2 separate regions of the Homo sapiens genome follow, and region 1 is linked to region 2. A link is a loop called in an ENCODE intact Hi-C map of the cell type or tissue named here. Cell type or tissue: PC-9. All regions are shown on one strand.

Region 1 (8,000 bases), 630 kb after region 2:
CCAGTGGCCATTGCCCTCTAGTGGAAAAGCTGCCCACACCTCCAGAACCTCTCAATGAGGCTAGGCACCCATGTTTTGAGTACATAAGGTGGTTGCATCCAATGGTGTCCCACATGCGGTGGGTGAAGAAGAGGCTTTCCTGGGAGAAGAGAAAATGCTGGGTCTGAGCTTGCAGAATGTGCTGGGGGCAGTGCAGTTGTGGGGGGTTATGGTGGTACATGGCCAGAGGGGCGTAGGAGGACTGGGTGGGGTGCCCCTGAGAGCTTCTGGATGCCTAAGCCTACGCAAACTGAGAAAGCCTGTTAGAACAGGGTCTCACGGGCCTGAGGAATACCTGGGTGAAAGGCAGTAGGACAGCCATGAGCCTGAGACCTGACACTAGTGTGAGCAGCAGGGAAATAGGGGTCCGGCTTAACAAAACCCCCTGGACTGCAATACAGGTGGTTGACAAGGAAGAACAGTTCAGTGGCAGACTGCTGGGCACTGCCTTCCCAGATGGATGAAGATGAGTAATGCCTGTCCCCAAGCCAGGGCCCAGCTTGTGGTTGAGGCTGTCCATTGTGGTGGATTCAAGTGCGCTTGCTCAAGTAGGGATGCTACCGACAACCCTCAGGACTTGGGCCGCGAACACTGTTAGCTTCCTGGCTGGCTTGCGCTTGCCAAAACAAGGCTGGAAAATGCATGGCTGCACAAGCTGAAAAAATGAATGATCTCTTCTGTTATTAGACCTTCAGAGAGACGGTGACCGGGTGGAACTTGAATGGAAGAACACCTAATGTGATCAGCTATCGTAGGCTTTGGACGCTCCCATTCATGCCAACACAGCTGGTCAGCACTCCCTGTTGATCTCCAAAACTCTGAGTGCAAGCTGGCCCAAACACCAAGGGAAATAATGTCTCTGATCTGGACGTCCAGCGTGAAGCTGCGTCTTCTCACGTGACCAGACGATCAACACTCAGTGGGTCTCAGTGTTTTAAAATCACTGATCTGCAGAAACAGTGCAGCCCAGTCTGCTAGTCTGAAATGTCTCATACATACAGGGCACCACCTATGATATAACTAGAAATAAATATACTCGCACACATAAATGTGTTTACATTTAAAGGTATTCTGAGGTGCCCTTCTTTATGACAGTACAACCCAGAAAGTGTGTAGCATGTAAACATGTGTATCAACAAATAAATTGAAATATACATGTGTCGACGTAGATCTTTGCTGCACTCTCCACCAGTCTACCTTGGTGTTTCTCCATGCAGGTGATTACAAAACATAAAATATACATATTCTTATGAAGGAATAAATTTGAATATTTGGTATAATTATATAGATTTATATATAAATAGATATATTTAAAATAAATATATAAATACAAACAATATATTTAAAATAAGCATGTAAATACAAACACCTATGTATAAAATAATCATTATCCAAAACTCACTGAAAAACCCACATGTGCTACAAACAGATGTACCTGCGTGAATATTAGGGGCCATTGGTCCCCTGGGGCCTTCATGCCACCTACTAGCAGCCTAGGAAACCCTAAGGCCAGCAGGAGTCCTTTCCTGCCAGGTCCATGTCACTGGTCGTGGATGGGAAACACCTGGCCATTGCCCTTTAACAAGAGGCAGTCCAAGGGCCATCACCCTCCATTGAGAAAAATGGGCAGTTTCCCAGAACTTGTGCATCAGGTTAGCTGGGCTTCTTTGGAACACTTCAGGTGTGGGCAATATGATTAGTTTGGTGAGGAGAGAAGAGGCTTTCCATGGAGAGAAAGAAGGGTCTGACCCTCAGGATGCACTGGGAGCGGAGAAAGGCAGGTGCAGTAAGATGGCGCAGGGTGGAGGGACAGGCAGGCCACAGTGAGACTGCACCGAGTGCCTTTGAGAGCAAGTGCCTTGGGGACCAAGAGCAGCAGCGTGACTTCCCCCAAACACCGAGGGAAGCAATGGTCCTGACGCCCAAAGTCAAATGCACAGCTGCATCTTCCCTCTGGGCCAGAGAATCAACACTGGATGGGGCCTGAGCTTTGGGAATCACTGATCTGGAGGAACAGGGAGCCCCAGGCTGTCGATCTGGAGTGTTTCACACATGCAGGGCCCCAGCTAAGACATAGCGAGAAATAGATATATCCACACACAGAAATGTGTGTTTGTTAAAGATAGAAGGGCATGTGTGACATGTGAATATATGTGTCAGCATATAAATAAAGATTCATATATATACATATATATATTCATACAGGAAACTGTGTAGTGCTTTCTGCCTGTCCATGGTGGTGTTTCTCCATTTAGGCAAGAAGAAAACCTATCTCCCTATGTATCTATCTATCTATCTATCTATCTATCTATCTATCTATCTATCCATCCACACACATAAATACAGACATATTTATATACATAAGTGAATGTAAATATTCTGTGTAATTATCTATATTTATATATAGAAAAACGTGAACAAATATATAAATATAGGTATATATGTACAAGTCTCTATGTATAAAATAAACATAACCCAAACATGTCACCCCAAGTCCACACAGATGCACTTGCACTTATACTAGAAGCCGTTGGGCCCCCTTACTGCAGACTGGCAGTGGAGTGAACAAAAGGCCTGAAGCCTCCTTTCTGCCAGTTCCGTGTGAGCCTCCACAAATGACAAACACCTGAACATGGCCCTTTGACCAGATCCAGTCAAGGGCCATCGTCTTCTAGTGGGAAAGCTGCCCACTTATGCAGAAGCTGTCAGTCAGGACAGGGCCTCCTCTTTTGATAGTTGAGGTGGGGACATAGAGAGGCGTCTCAGTTTGGGTGGAGGCAGGGGAGGCTTTCCAGGAGGATGAAAACAGGCTAGGTCTGAACACACAGGAGGCACTGGGTGCAGCGTGAATCTGGGTGGGGTAAAGGGCTCTTGGGCCAGAGGGACAGCGAGGCCAGGACAGGATGGCTCTGAGTGCTCCTGAGAGCATTTGGGGAACAGGAAAGTGACCCCCAATTTATTCTGAAGACTGCACAGACCTGCATGAGCCTGTTACCACAGGCCCCAGCTGCATCTCGAGAAACCAGGGCAGACCCGGAGAACACTTGGATTAAAGACACCTGAGAGGGAGGCCAAGGCGGGCGGATCACTTGAGGTCAGGAGTTCGAGACCAGCCTGGCCAACGTGGGGAAAACCCATCTCTACTAAAACTATAAAAAAACTAGCGGGGCATGGTGGTGGGTGCCTGTAATCCCAGCTACTCAGGAGGCTGAGGCAGAAGAATCACTTGAACCTGGAAGGCGGAGGTTGCAGCGGGACAAGATCGCACCACTATATCCAGCCTGAGCGACAGAGCGAGACTCCATCTAAAATAATAATTAAAAAAAAAAAAAGACACCTGGGAGCCTATGGGCTCGAGGCTTCGTCCAAAACTTAGAGAATCATGGAAACGGGTCTGGCTTGACAAAACTTTCTGGTCCACAGTGTAGGTGGCAAACGAGGAAAACCAGGTCAGAGGTAGATGCTAGATATGGCCATCCACAGGGGATGGATGATGCCTTTCAGAGAATTCGGGTCCAGCTTGTGGGTGACGCAGGTCCATCCCAGGAGGCTGAACTGCACGCGCACAAGTGGGGAGTCCCCAGGGAGCCCTGAGGTTCCGGGCCTGGCATCTGGCCTTGGGACAGCAGCAGTGCTAGCTTTCTGCACAGACTTCGGGTCGCCAAGTCTAGGCTGAAAAATGTATCGCCTTACACCCAAAAGAAAGCCCTATCTCTTCTGTTTTTTGAAGCTCAGGGAGGTAGCAACCAGATGGAACAGCTGTGCCTTCCACTCTCCCAGAAGGTAAACAATTGGTGGGGCTCAGTGTGTGGAAACTGCTGCTCTGGAGAATGGAGCAGTGCGGTCTGCCGGTCTGGAGTGCTTCACACATACAGGGCACCAGCTAAGGCATAACTCAAATAAACACATACACAAATCCATGTCTATATTTTTAATATACGAAGAAATAGATAACATATATAAATATTTGCATCAACATATACATAAATACAAATTAAAACATAGATATTTATGCATGGAACTTTTTAGAGCTCTTTCCCTTTGTGGTGCTGTGCCTCCAGGCAGGAACAAGAAAGCCTACATATGTAAATTAATACGTAAAAACATGTATTACTTAGTAAACATACATAACCACATAGATTTATATACAAATATGGATGTATGTATGTACATATATTCATATATAAATATTTGTATGTATGTATATTCATATATAAATTATACACCCCCAAGCATGTGGGCATACACACACACACACACACACATAAACTGTACATAACCCAAAAATCTCACACAAAGACACACACCCTCCCACACACAGATGCACGTACTTTTACACTCCTGGCTGTTGGGCAATGCTGCCACCTACTGGCAGGGAGCCAAAAAGCCACATTACATGGCCCCTTTGCAGATGGTAAACACCCACTGTTTTTGAGGCCTACCGATAGTGCTTTGTTTGTATGTATGTATGTATATATGTGCACATATATATATTTCATATAGAATATACAGTTAATATAGCTATATTACATCATGATGAAATTGAGTGTAATCTCTATAATAGAGAAAAATATATACATCTATAAATATAAATGTATAAAACAAACACAGCCAGAAAATAAACACACACAAACAAAAAACAGATGCAAATACATTTATACTAGGGATCATTGGGCCCTCTTGCCACCTGCAAATATATTTATGTGAAATCGTTTGTAAAAGCTATGATATATAGTTAGAAATATATATACATATATAAATATAAATGTATACAATAAATACAACCCTGTTTTATGCAAAAAATCTCCAAGTAAAGGGCATCTAAATTTAGTAAACTTTGCTGTGCAATAAATGTTGCAAATAAGATCTTTGAAAATGTCCTCCATGGCTTCTTCTCTGGGGAATATTCCCAGGATGTGATGGTTGGGACATAAAGTATACGCATAATTATTTTCACTAAGTGCGAAGAAAATCTCCAAGTGTGTCTGAATCTTTGAGATAAAGCATGAACATGTCCACCTACATTTCCACTAATTATGGCATAATCCAAATTTCTAAAATTAATAAATTGATATAAAGTGCTCTTTTGTGTCATTTATCTCATGACTAATTTTTCTGAGTTCCCCTTCACATATTTTTAACTATTAAAGTTTTTCCTACTTTGAATTACCTATTCATATGCTTCTCGGTGTTCTGTTGGATTTCCCAAGTCTTTTCTTGTTAATGTAAAATAGTTTCTTAAAAAGGAATCATTACAATTATGGAATGAAGTGTTTTGTGTGTCTAAGAATCCTAGTTTCTTCCGGGTATTTTTTTCTCCCATTTTTTCTTAGTAACTACAGCCCCACATATTCAGTTGCTAACATCATCATCCATGTAGATACTACACTTCTTAGCCTCCCTTGCAGGTCAGTGTGGCCATGGAACTAAAGTCAGGAAAGTGAGGTAGAGGCGGAATTGTTTGTCTGTGACTTCCAGGGACTTTCCTTATGGGAGGAGGTCTTTTGTTTTTTCTACTCCTTTTTCATGACTGTAGCTTGGGATGCAGTTGTGTTTCCTGGAGCTCCAGCAGTCGTATGTGACTATGAGGAAGTGAGCTGTGCCCTGGGCACAGCTGGGGAGTGCGGAATTTTGATGGCTCATGAAGCGGAGCTGCCACAGCAAACCTGGATGGCCAAGCCTCTGCCTGATTTTACATGAGCAAGAAGTATGCTAACTTCTCTAAGGGACTGTTATTTTGGGGATTCTCTGTCACCTTCAATTGAACCTTATTCTATGTAAGAGAGGCTACATATAGATCTACTCCATAAACACTGATCATAGAGAAGGATCATGGATGACACAGGCAATGTGGCTTTGCCATCATGAATCGGTCAAGATTATTCCATTTTCACTTCTGGGTACCTTGAATGTGGTGTTTGACACGTGTTTCTTTTTCCCTTATCACAATTTTAGCTCATTTAACGACTGCTGGGCTAACCATGGCACATTCTTTTTCTGCATGTATCATACATCAAGGTTCATGTCACTGTGTGATATCAGTGTCATTGTGACATCTGTAAGAGGATACAGGAGCAACAGTGCAACAGAGTCACCTCTTGCAGCTGATGTATTCCCTTAGGTTTAAGTGAACAGGAAAGTAGACAGATTGGCAACAGGGAGCTCAAAAACAGTCTGTCAGATGAGGTCACAGAAACTATGTGCAAATTTAATACAATTAGTTTGGTGAGGAGAGAAGAGGCTTTCGTGGAGAGAGAGAAGGATCTGAGCTCTCAGGATGCACTGGGAGCAGAGAAAGGCAGGTGCAGTAAGATGGCGCAGCTCTGTCCTCAGCTGCATGTGCCTCTGCACAACAGGTTTCTATTCGGGAAGGGCAGCGTAGTTCTTCTCACATTTTTCCCCTTTGTTTTCTCCCAGGCTTCAGGGTAAAGCAGAAGATTCATGAGAGGGTGTCTGCAGGCTGGTCCTAAAGTGCTTTTCTCCACAGGAATGTCACCTGGGCACTGCAGCCAGGGGTCCCAGGTGCCACTGAGTAGGGCTGCATTCCCATCTTCAGTGAGGGAGAGCTGAGAGAAGGCAGGCAGGATTCACACTTCCCTCACCCACTTGCTTAAGCAATACATTAAAGGTTCAAACTAAAAGAAACCTGAGATCTTACAGAAGCATTTAGAACCATGTATAAAGTGTGGATCACTTTTAAATATTTGAAAATGCACACAAACCACATGAAGCTACTTCAGGTGAAGGATTTCTGGCTAAATGGACTTGACAAGATTCTTGCTGAATGCAAGCTGGGGTGATAAGATAATCACTGGGGAAATGGTGGGGAATAAGGAATTGGATCAGATATCAAGGGTGGGAGATTCTGGCAAAACCAACTTGGCAGGAGTCTTGCTAAAACTGGGCTCTGGAGAACACTCTAAGGATGAGGCCTAGTCAAAAAAGAGCTCAGAGAAGCCTGTCTAGAGTTTTGTTAGGGACAGCCTCTTTGTCGTTGTTTGTATACATACACAGATACACAAATAAATACACATATATAAATACAATTAGTTTATTCCAGTTGATATACTTATTTAAAGTTGCATTGGTTTTTGAGTACCGCAAATTTACCAGCTTAAAACAACACAAATGAATTATCTCATAGTTCTGTGGGTCAGGAATCTGGGCACAGGTTGGCTGGGCCCTCTGCTCGGGGTGGCGTCTCATTTCAGAATTCAGATCATCTTTCAAGCCATGTAACTAGGTAAGTGGAGGCTCCTGATGAAATGTCCTACAGGGGCATGGATTAGGAGAAACCCCATGAGCTTTAAACCCTGAGAGTCAAGGCTAGATTCATTCCCAAAGAGCATACTTAAAGAGTGGAAGAGGCACTTTCAGAAGAGGCTGTGGGACAGAAACCAAAAAAGGCAGTCTTTGTTGTTGCCAATAACAACAGAAATGTCATTTGCCCCATCAGTACCTTGAAATAACGCAAGATAACAACCTCCTTTTGTCTAAGTCCTAGAAACGTCATAACTTGCTTGTCCTGCACAGTCTGGGTTTATAGCTCTTGAACCACCCCCTGTCCATTTGGCATTGGCATGAATAGTGATGTTTTCTCATTTAAAATAAAATAAAATATTTAACTGCTGCCTTAAAAATACTCTAGGATGGATTTTAATACTGTTCCCTTTTCACTTCTGGCTTCTGCCCCTCTTTCCAAACTGACCTAGCATCTCAGTGTCACTGGCCTCACGAAGGGTGCCTGTGGCTGTAATGAGGTTGTGCACTGACACCGATGCCTGGGATAGCAGAATCCTTCCACGCCTGGGTGGAGGTGGGAGAGTCAGCTGCTGTCCCTGGTGCTCCCACAGCTCGACCTCAGCTCACCTCGGCTGCTTGAGCCACAGTCCTTGCTAGGGCCTGGAGATGCACAAGGCCAGGTGGAATGGTCAGAGGGACACCCGCGAAACTACAGGTTA
Region 2 (8,000 bases):
CAACATGGTGAAACCCCATCTCTAGTAAAAATACAAAAATACCTGGGCGTGGTGGTGTACGCTTGTAGTCCCAGCTACTCATGAGGCTGAGGTGGGGGGATTGCTTGAACCCAGGAGGAAGAGTCTGCAGTGAGCCGAGGTCATGCCACTGTACTCAAGCCTGGGCAACAGAGCAAGACTCTTTCTCAAAAAAAAAAAAAAGAATGTAATATATATCTTTAAATATGCAAATTAATGTGATATATAGGGTGTATTTGGTTATAGCATATAATTCAACTATTTATGCAGTAGTTTATAACTAGTTGCTAATACAGTGTAGACATCCATCACAGTCTAAAGAAGACTGGAAATATGTTGATTGCTTAGTGTTCAATGGAAAAACTTTTTTTTTTTTTTGTCTAGGAATGAGGGGCAGTGTCACATAGTACAAAAAGCATTTCACTTGGAGCCAAAATTCTTTGGTTTAATTTTTATTGAAAATAACATGTATCGTGCCATGCTCTGGGGTGTGCTCAGTACTAGCTGAGATGATTCCTAGTCTGAGCTCCCACTCCACTCCACCCTCCCCACTGCCCTGGGAGCATAGAGACTAGAGCATCACTGACTGGTACGCAAGGTGTGATGGTCGCAGCATGCATGGGTGTTGTACACGCACAAAAGGGAGGCATCTGACCAGACTGAGGGATCGGGGGGAACTTCTTAGAGGTGGCATCTGAACCAATTATGCAAATAAGTCCACTCAGTGAAGAAGGGGGCAGAACTTTTTGAGCAGAAGGAACAGTAAGTGGAAAGGCACAAAGGAAGAATGAACATCCAGTGTAGTGAAACTGAAGGCAGCTGCATTTTGGTGGGGCTGGTGAGTGAAGCTGCTCTCCCTCTCCAGGCATTGATTTCTTCAGGTGTCAACTGGGGAGATGGACATGGTCATCTCTGAGAGCCAATACAGTTCAAGTACTGTCCCAAATCTGTAACCGATTATTAGAAACTGGGAAGAGTGACATGGTCATCTCTGAGAGCCAGTCCAGTTCAAACACTGTCCCAAATCTGTAACTGATTATTACGAACTGGGAAGTGACATGGTCATCTCTGAGAGCCAGTCCAGTTCAAACACTGTTCCAAATCTGTAACTGATTGTTACGGACTCCTGTTGAGGAAGAAGAAGGTAAAAAACCCTGCATCCAAGATGAGCCCCCACTTCCACGAAGCTCCCTTCCAGTCAGTTTCATCATTGGCTCTACTGCTCTGATGGATTTTTCAGAACGTTCTGTTTTCCCCCTGTCTTTTTCTAGGCTGTTCTTGCTGGAGATTTAATTCTTTCTGCAGCATCTATAGCTCTGGCACGAATTGGAAATACAACTGTTATATCTATTTTAACCCAAGTTATTGAAGATTTGGTGCGTGGTACGTTGATTCTGATTTTTCTTCTTTGTTATTCAACCCTGGTGTTTAGCCAGGCAATAAAGCCACCTCTCAAATGACTCCTTTCCTTCTTTATAGGTGAATTTCTTCAGCTCGGGTCAAAAGAAAATGAGAATGAAAGATTTGCACACTACCTTGAGAAGACATTCAAGAAGACCGCCAGCCTGATAGCCAACAGTTGTAAAGCAGTATGTACGTTCTGTCTTTCTTCAAGTTAAAGCCTCATAGCTCTTTTTTGGGAGCTAATTTTCCTAGAAAATATTTCGGTGAAGAATCTTAAAATAGTACCCAAAAATCCCAAGAGGTTAATGAGGAAAAGAATGACATCCCCAAACAATAGAGGACTTCTGCTGTGTTTTCATTTTTGCCATCTTCTTTTGGTATGCAGGCGTTGACTTTTCATCTTTTCTTCCCAAGAATTCAATCAAAATAAGCTTTCCCGCACCTTCCCCAATCTGATTGCCAAACTGTATCATTTTGAACAATTTATCATAATTTCTCTAATGATTGATATCACACACACTCTTTCTGACACTTCACCTTTTAGAAATGAAGTGCTCTGTTCTTTAATATAATATTTACTCAGGAAAAGATATCTGTTAGATTGTACTAGCATTCTATGAACTTTTTTTTGTTTTTTTGTTTTTTGTGTTTTTTTGAGACAGAGTCTTTTGCTGTGTGGCCCAGGCTACAAAGCAGTGGTGTGATCTTGGCTCACTACAACCTCCACCTCCCAGGTTCAGGCAATTCTCCTGCCTCAGCTTCCCTAGTAGCTGGGACCACAGGTGTGCGCCATCACACCCAGCTAATTTTTGTATTTTTCATAGGGATGGGGGTTTGCCATGTTGGCCGGGCTGGTCTCAAACTCCTGCCCTCAAGTGATCCACCCACCTTGGCCCTGCAAAGTACTGGGATTACAGGCATGAGCCATTGCACCTGGCCAATACATTGCACCTGGCCAATCCTTCTAATATTTTTACATGAAATATAAACAAGTCCTATTTCTTCAGAGTACAAATTGAGTATAAGCCATAACTGTTTTTCCCCTTGCTTTCTCCCTCCCTCCGCTGTGCATACACATGTATACATTTTTTTTTTAATGAGTAATACCTTTAATCCGTAGACAAATGTGTGGTATTCATCGTTAGTCCAAGAATGAAAAGCAGTCTCTCCATAGAATTGTTTATCTGCCCATCTCTAAGCCTGACAGATACACAGAGACAAAACCTGGACAAATGACATTCCCATGTAATTACAGCCACAAAATAAGGAAGACCTGTAAGGGTCGCATGTCAATTGCTGTCATGATAGACTCCTAACATAATTAACAGGTAAAGAGAGCTTTTGCTCAGACCTCTCAGATGAAAAAGTCTCTTGCTGTTAGTGTCTCTGTTTTGAAAAGTGTCAAGAAATGTATAATTGCAAGGCAGAAAAGAATGAGGACAATCTTTTCTTCCTAAAAAGACCTAATAGAAACTTTAAGGAATGTGAATTATGTAGAACATGCTAGCCACAGTCTCGACCACTTTTGTCTTTTTATTAAAAGGGCTATTATGTTTTTATTTCCAAGAAATTATGTGGGTTTTTTTTTTAAAGTGAGATGGAAGAAAGTATAGACACGAGATGCTAAATAAGAGAATAGCCTATTTTAAGTGGGTGCTCTAACACTTTTACAGTAATCCTTTACATATTATCATGCCCTTGATGGCCCAACTCTCCCTGAAGGTCAGGATCCATCCTCTTAACACATTAGGGTGCCTTAATATTACTTACTAATATTTATCCTTAAGAGGATGTGTTAAGTGAGGCTCATTGATAATTTCACAATTTGAGACTGCAAACTTAGAAGCATTAGCATGGTCAGGCAAGGTGGCTCACACCTGTAATCCCAGCATTTAGGGAGACTGAGGCGGAAGGTTTGCTTGTGACCAGAAGTTCAAGACCAACCTAGGCAACATAGCAAGATCCCCATCTCTACTTAAAAATAATGTTTAAAAAATAAAGTCTTAGAAGCATTAGTAGTAGTGAGACTATTGGAATTGGAAACACCAAGACTTACTGTCTGCACCATGCAGACATCCTGCAGGCACGGGGTGGGGCGGCACCAAATTGGAGCTAGCACAGAAATTCACTCAGTGATGGAAGCTTACAAAGGGTCCAAAGAAATGGACCTGAGTCATGATAGAGAGGTTTCCTTGTGGTCACTGTTTTCTGTTTAAGAAGCCAAAGATAATGCACAGGAATTCTTTTATAAAGATATGCACCTCATTCTTCAAAGATTAGCAGCTGAACGAACAGTGAACATGTTAACGTGGCTGGACCCTTATTAAAAATGAAATGTTTCATGCTGCCCACTAGGGGGCATGCTGGCATCGTCCCAGCACTACCTCCTTTTCATGTGGTTTATTCCTAAACTCCACAGCTCTTAGAATAATAAAGCAAAATGATAGTGTGAGCTATTTGAATAAAAGTTTCTATATTTAAGTGCCTATGGGTGGAAATATTCCAGAGGTGTTATGGATTCAAAATGGCTATTTTTACGTACTCTTGGTATTTAAAATGCAAAGCCATGCGAGCTCCAAATAAATGCATGCAAAGCAAATTAGACACACCAAAAAGAGGGGAGGAGGAGAACTGAAAGAGCAGAATTATTACAGAAGAAGAACTAATGGGATTGCAAAATGTATTGAGAATTGGAGGGAAACTTACAAGCTGCATTCTACTAAGGATACCATTTCTTCATCTCCCTTCCTTTTTTTAGTGAAAATAATATTAAAATCTAAGAGAGGGCTGTCTAGGGGGATTGTTTTGTGATTGACTGATATTAAAATAGAATCCATTTTAGGCCGGGCACGGTGGCTCACACCTGTAATCCTAACACTTTAGGAGGCCGAGGCGAGTGGATCACTTTAGTCCAGGATTTCAAGACCAGCCTGGCCAACATGGCAAAACCCCGTCTGTACTAAAAATACAAAAATTAGCCGGGCGTGGTGGTGCACGCCTGTAATGCCAGCTACTTGGGAAGCTGAGGCAGGAGAACCGCTTGAACCCGGGAGGTGGAGGTTGCAGTGAGCCAAGATCACTCCACTGCATTCCAGCCTGGGCAATAGAGCGAGAGTCTCTCAAAAAAAAAACAAACAAACCAGAATTCATGTTATTATCAAAAGATGACTTATTTATTTACATACTTACTCACTTGCAAAATACATTTTGTACTCATGCAAAATACATTTTGTAGTTTACTAATAAAGACAGTGGCTTGTTTCCCAGGAAATCTGGTGGAAATGAGACCTGAGAGGTCAGAGGGCCTGTCCAGTTGTTGTTAAGCCAGACAGTAGCTGAGTTGAGACTTGAACCCAGAGCTGGGTATGGTAATCCTGCCTTGTTTCTCTCTCTCTCTCTCTCTTTTTTTTTTTTTTTCTGAATTTCTATTTTCTCCAGGGCTGCTTGTGGCCTGGAATTAATGGGCTCTCTTCCTATTACTTGATTTTCAAAGCCTCAGAGTACCACTACAGAATTGCATATTGTGGGTCACATTAGCAGAACACTCTTTTTTTTTTTTTTTAATTCATTTTTTTGAGATGGAGTCTCGCTCTGTTGCCCAGGCTGGAGCGCAGTGGCATGATCTCAGCTCACTGCAACCTCCACCTCCCAGGTTCAAGTGATTCTCCCACCTCAGCCTCCCGAGTAGCTGGGATTACAGGTGCACACCACCACATGCCACACCTGGCCTCTTTTTTTTTTACAATATTCATATCTATCTATAGGCCTCATTCAGATCTTGCCAGTTGTGAACTGTTATAACGAAAGGGAAAACATATTTTTCTGTTCCAGCATCCAGTCCAGGATTTCACGTTGCATTTTGCTGTCATGACTCTGTAGTCTCTTGTCATCTAGAACAGTCTTTCTTTGCCTCTCATTACCTTGGTATTTGGAAGAGTGCAGGCCAGTTATGTTGTTGAGCCTCTCAGTCGGGCTTCTCTGATACTTCTCAAGATTCGATCCAGGTTATGAATATTTGGCAGGAATACCACAAGAGCGGTGCTGTCCTCAGCTCCTCATACCAGGAGGCGCGTGCTGTCTTGTCTGTCCCATTACTGGTGATGCATGCCTGGATCGCTTGATTAGGATACTGTCGGGCCGGGCACAGTGGCTCACGCCTGTAATCCCAGCACTTTGGAAGGCCGAGGTGGGCAGATTACCTGAGGTCAAGAGTTCAAGACCAGCCTGGCCAACATGGTAAAACCCCATCTCTACTAAAATTATAAAAAATTAGCTGGGCATGGTGGCGGGCACCTGTAATCTCAGCACTTTGGGAGGCCGAGGCAGGTAGATCACCTGAGGTCAAGAGTTTGACAAGCGTGGCCAACATAGTGAAACCATGTCTCTACTAAAAATACAAAAATTAGCCGGGCGTAGTGGCAGGCGCCTATAATCCCAGCTACTCTGGAGGCTGATACAGGAGAATTGCTTGAATCCGGGAGGCGGAGGTTGCAGTGAGCCGAGATTGCACCATTGCACTCAAGCCTGGGCAACAAGAGTGAAACTCCATCTCAAAAAAAAAAGATACTGTCTGCCAGGTTTCTTCAATCTAAAATTACTATTTTAACCTATTTTGGGCAAAGTATTTTCAGATTATGTAAATATTATTCTGATGGTTGTCAAATGGCTGTTTTTCTATTTTCATCATTTCTTCTATATCACTCTTCTACAAGAAAGTTGGTATCCTATTTTTTTTGTTATTATTATTTCATTCTCAAAAGAGCTGAAGAGTTGGTATTCCATTGTAAGGAAGCTCTTAACTGTATGGGCTCTTGGATTCTTATTTTATTCTGTATCTTTTTTTTTTTTTTTTTTTTTTGAGCCAGGGTATCACTCTGTCACCCACGCTGGAGTGCAGTGGTGCAATCTCAGCTCACTGCAACCTCCACCTCCCGGGCTCAGGTGATCCTCCCACCTCAGCCTCCTGAGTAGCTGGGATTACATGCGGCTGCCACCATACCCGGATGACTTTTTTGTATTTTTAGTAGAGACGGGGTTTTGCCATTTTGCCCAGGCTGGTCTCAAACTCCTGGCCTCAAGTGATCGCCCACCTCGGCCTCCCAAAGTGCTGGGATTATAGGCGTGAGTCACCGTGCCCAGCCATCTTATTTTATTCTGTAGATTATAACACTGTCATTATTTTAATACTCAATTATCCAACGTATGGCCAGTAGGGGAGGCCCTTTAACCTGGCTCTGTGTCCTCCATCATTTTTTCAGCACCCCATTTCTGGCAGGAGATATTCAGCCCTGTTATTCACTGTTCTCCAAGGAGCCCACATTCCTTTTGGTGGAAAATGGTGTTAAGAAACCAGAATTTGAGTACTGGGTGTCATCGTTTCTAGACCCACTCAATGGACAGAGCTAGGAAATACATGTATGTATTATATGTAATGTAGGTAGATACGTGTATATCTTTCTGTACCCATCCATACTTATTCAAAACCACGAGGTATCAAACAGATAGTTCCAAATCCATCTAACACCACAGGATTTGTGGTTTATTCCAGGATTCCATCTTTCCATATTTGTAACCCCCTTCCCAAACAGTGAGAGACCTGGCTCCTCTTCTCCGCGGTGTATTTATTTGCACAATCTGAGAATATACCATAGGAGTTTACAAATTCATGACTCATATCTCTGTGAAAAACAAACCCAGTAGCTAGAATTCAGTATTTATCATTCCTTTTGTCTTGGGCCTGAGGATAATAGAATCAAAGCACTGTTCAAAAGTTACCTTTCTCTACGTATCAGTGTGGTTGTGTTATTATTTGGAATATATTAACCCATTTATGCCTAGTGTTCCATTATTGGAATGCTAAGCTTGTGGAGTTATTTCTATCCTACTGCTCAAGGTCATTACCAAGGTCTGATTTTTCACAAAACAAATTTGCAACCTCCAGCATAAATGGGTTAATAGTTGGTTCCTTTTTTTTTTTTTTTTTTTTTTTTTTGAGACGGAGTCTTGCTCTTTCGCCCAGGCCGGAGTGCAGTGGCACTATCTCAGCTCACTGCAAGCTCTGCCTCCCGGGTTCACGCCATTCTCCTGCCTCAGCCTCCCGAGTAGCTGGGACTACAGGTGCCCGCTACCACGCCCGGCTAATTTTTTGTATTTTTAGTAGAGATGGGGTTTCATGGTGTTAGCCAGGATGGTCTCGATCTCCTGACCTCGTGATCCGCCCACCTCGGCCTCCCAAAGTGCTGGGATTACAGGTGTGAGCCACCGCGCCCAGCCTAGTTGGATTCATTTTTATTCCACTTTAGGGATTCCCTCTCATTCTTGCTGATTTCGTGTTTTGGTTTTGAGCGTTTTGTTATTGTTGCTGTTGTTTTGAATGTTTGAAACAACGTGGCTGGGCACAGTGTCTCATGCCTGTAATCCTAGCACTTTGGGAGGCCAAGGCAGATGGATTGCTTGAGCCCAGGAGTTTGAGACCAGCCTGGGCAACATGGCGAAACCTCTGTCTACAAGGAATACAAAAATTAGCTGGGTGTGGTAGTGCACACCTGAAGTCCCAGCTACCTGGGAGGCTGAGGTGG

The links. Peaks named below come from ENCODE experiments on the same cell type or tissue, not always from the same donor. Only the 100,000 strongest peaks of a DNase experiment are listed, where the experiment ranks them.
Region 1: it touches region 2 in a loop (10-fold over the local background); 8 of 110 quality-filtered maps call a loop at or near these places.

The regions. Positions count from the first base shown.
Region 1 is chr10:27,356,361-27,364,360 of GRCh38, forward strand. No RefSeq gene overlaps it. Among named protein-coding and RNA genes, the nearest start is that of LINC02673, 17 kb to the left of the region's middle. In PC-9, CTCF peaks have their summits at 34 (motif pointing left) and 4,404 (motif pointing left); no DNase peak of the experiment used is centred here.
Region 2 is chr10:26,722,517-26,730,516 of GRCh38, forward strand. PDSS1 (decaprenyl diphosphate synthase subunit 1) reads left to right here. Exons shown (of 12, transcript NM_014317.5): 7 at 1,290-1,401; 8 at 1,498-1,607. Among named protein-coding and RNA genes, the nearest start is that of PDSS1, 29 kb to the left of the region's middle. In PC-9, CTCF peaks have their summits at 3,782 (motif pointing right) and 3,982; no DNase peak of the experiment used is centred here.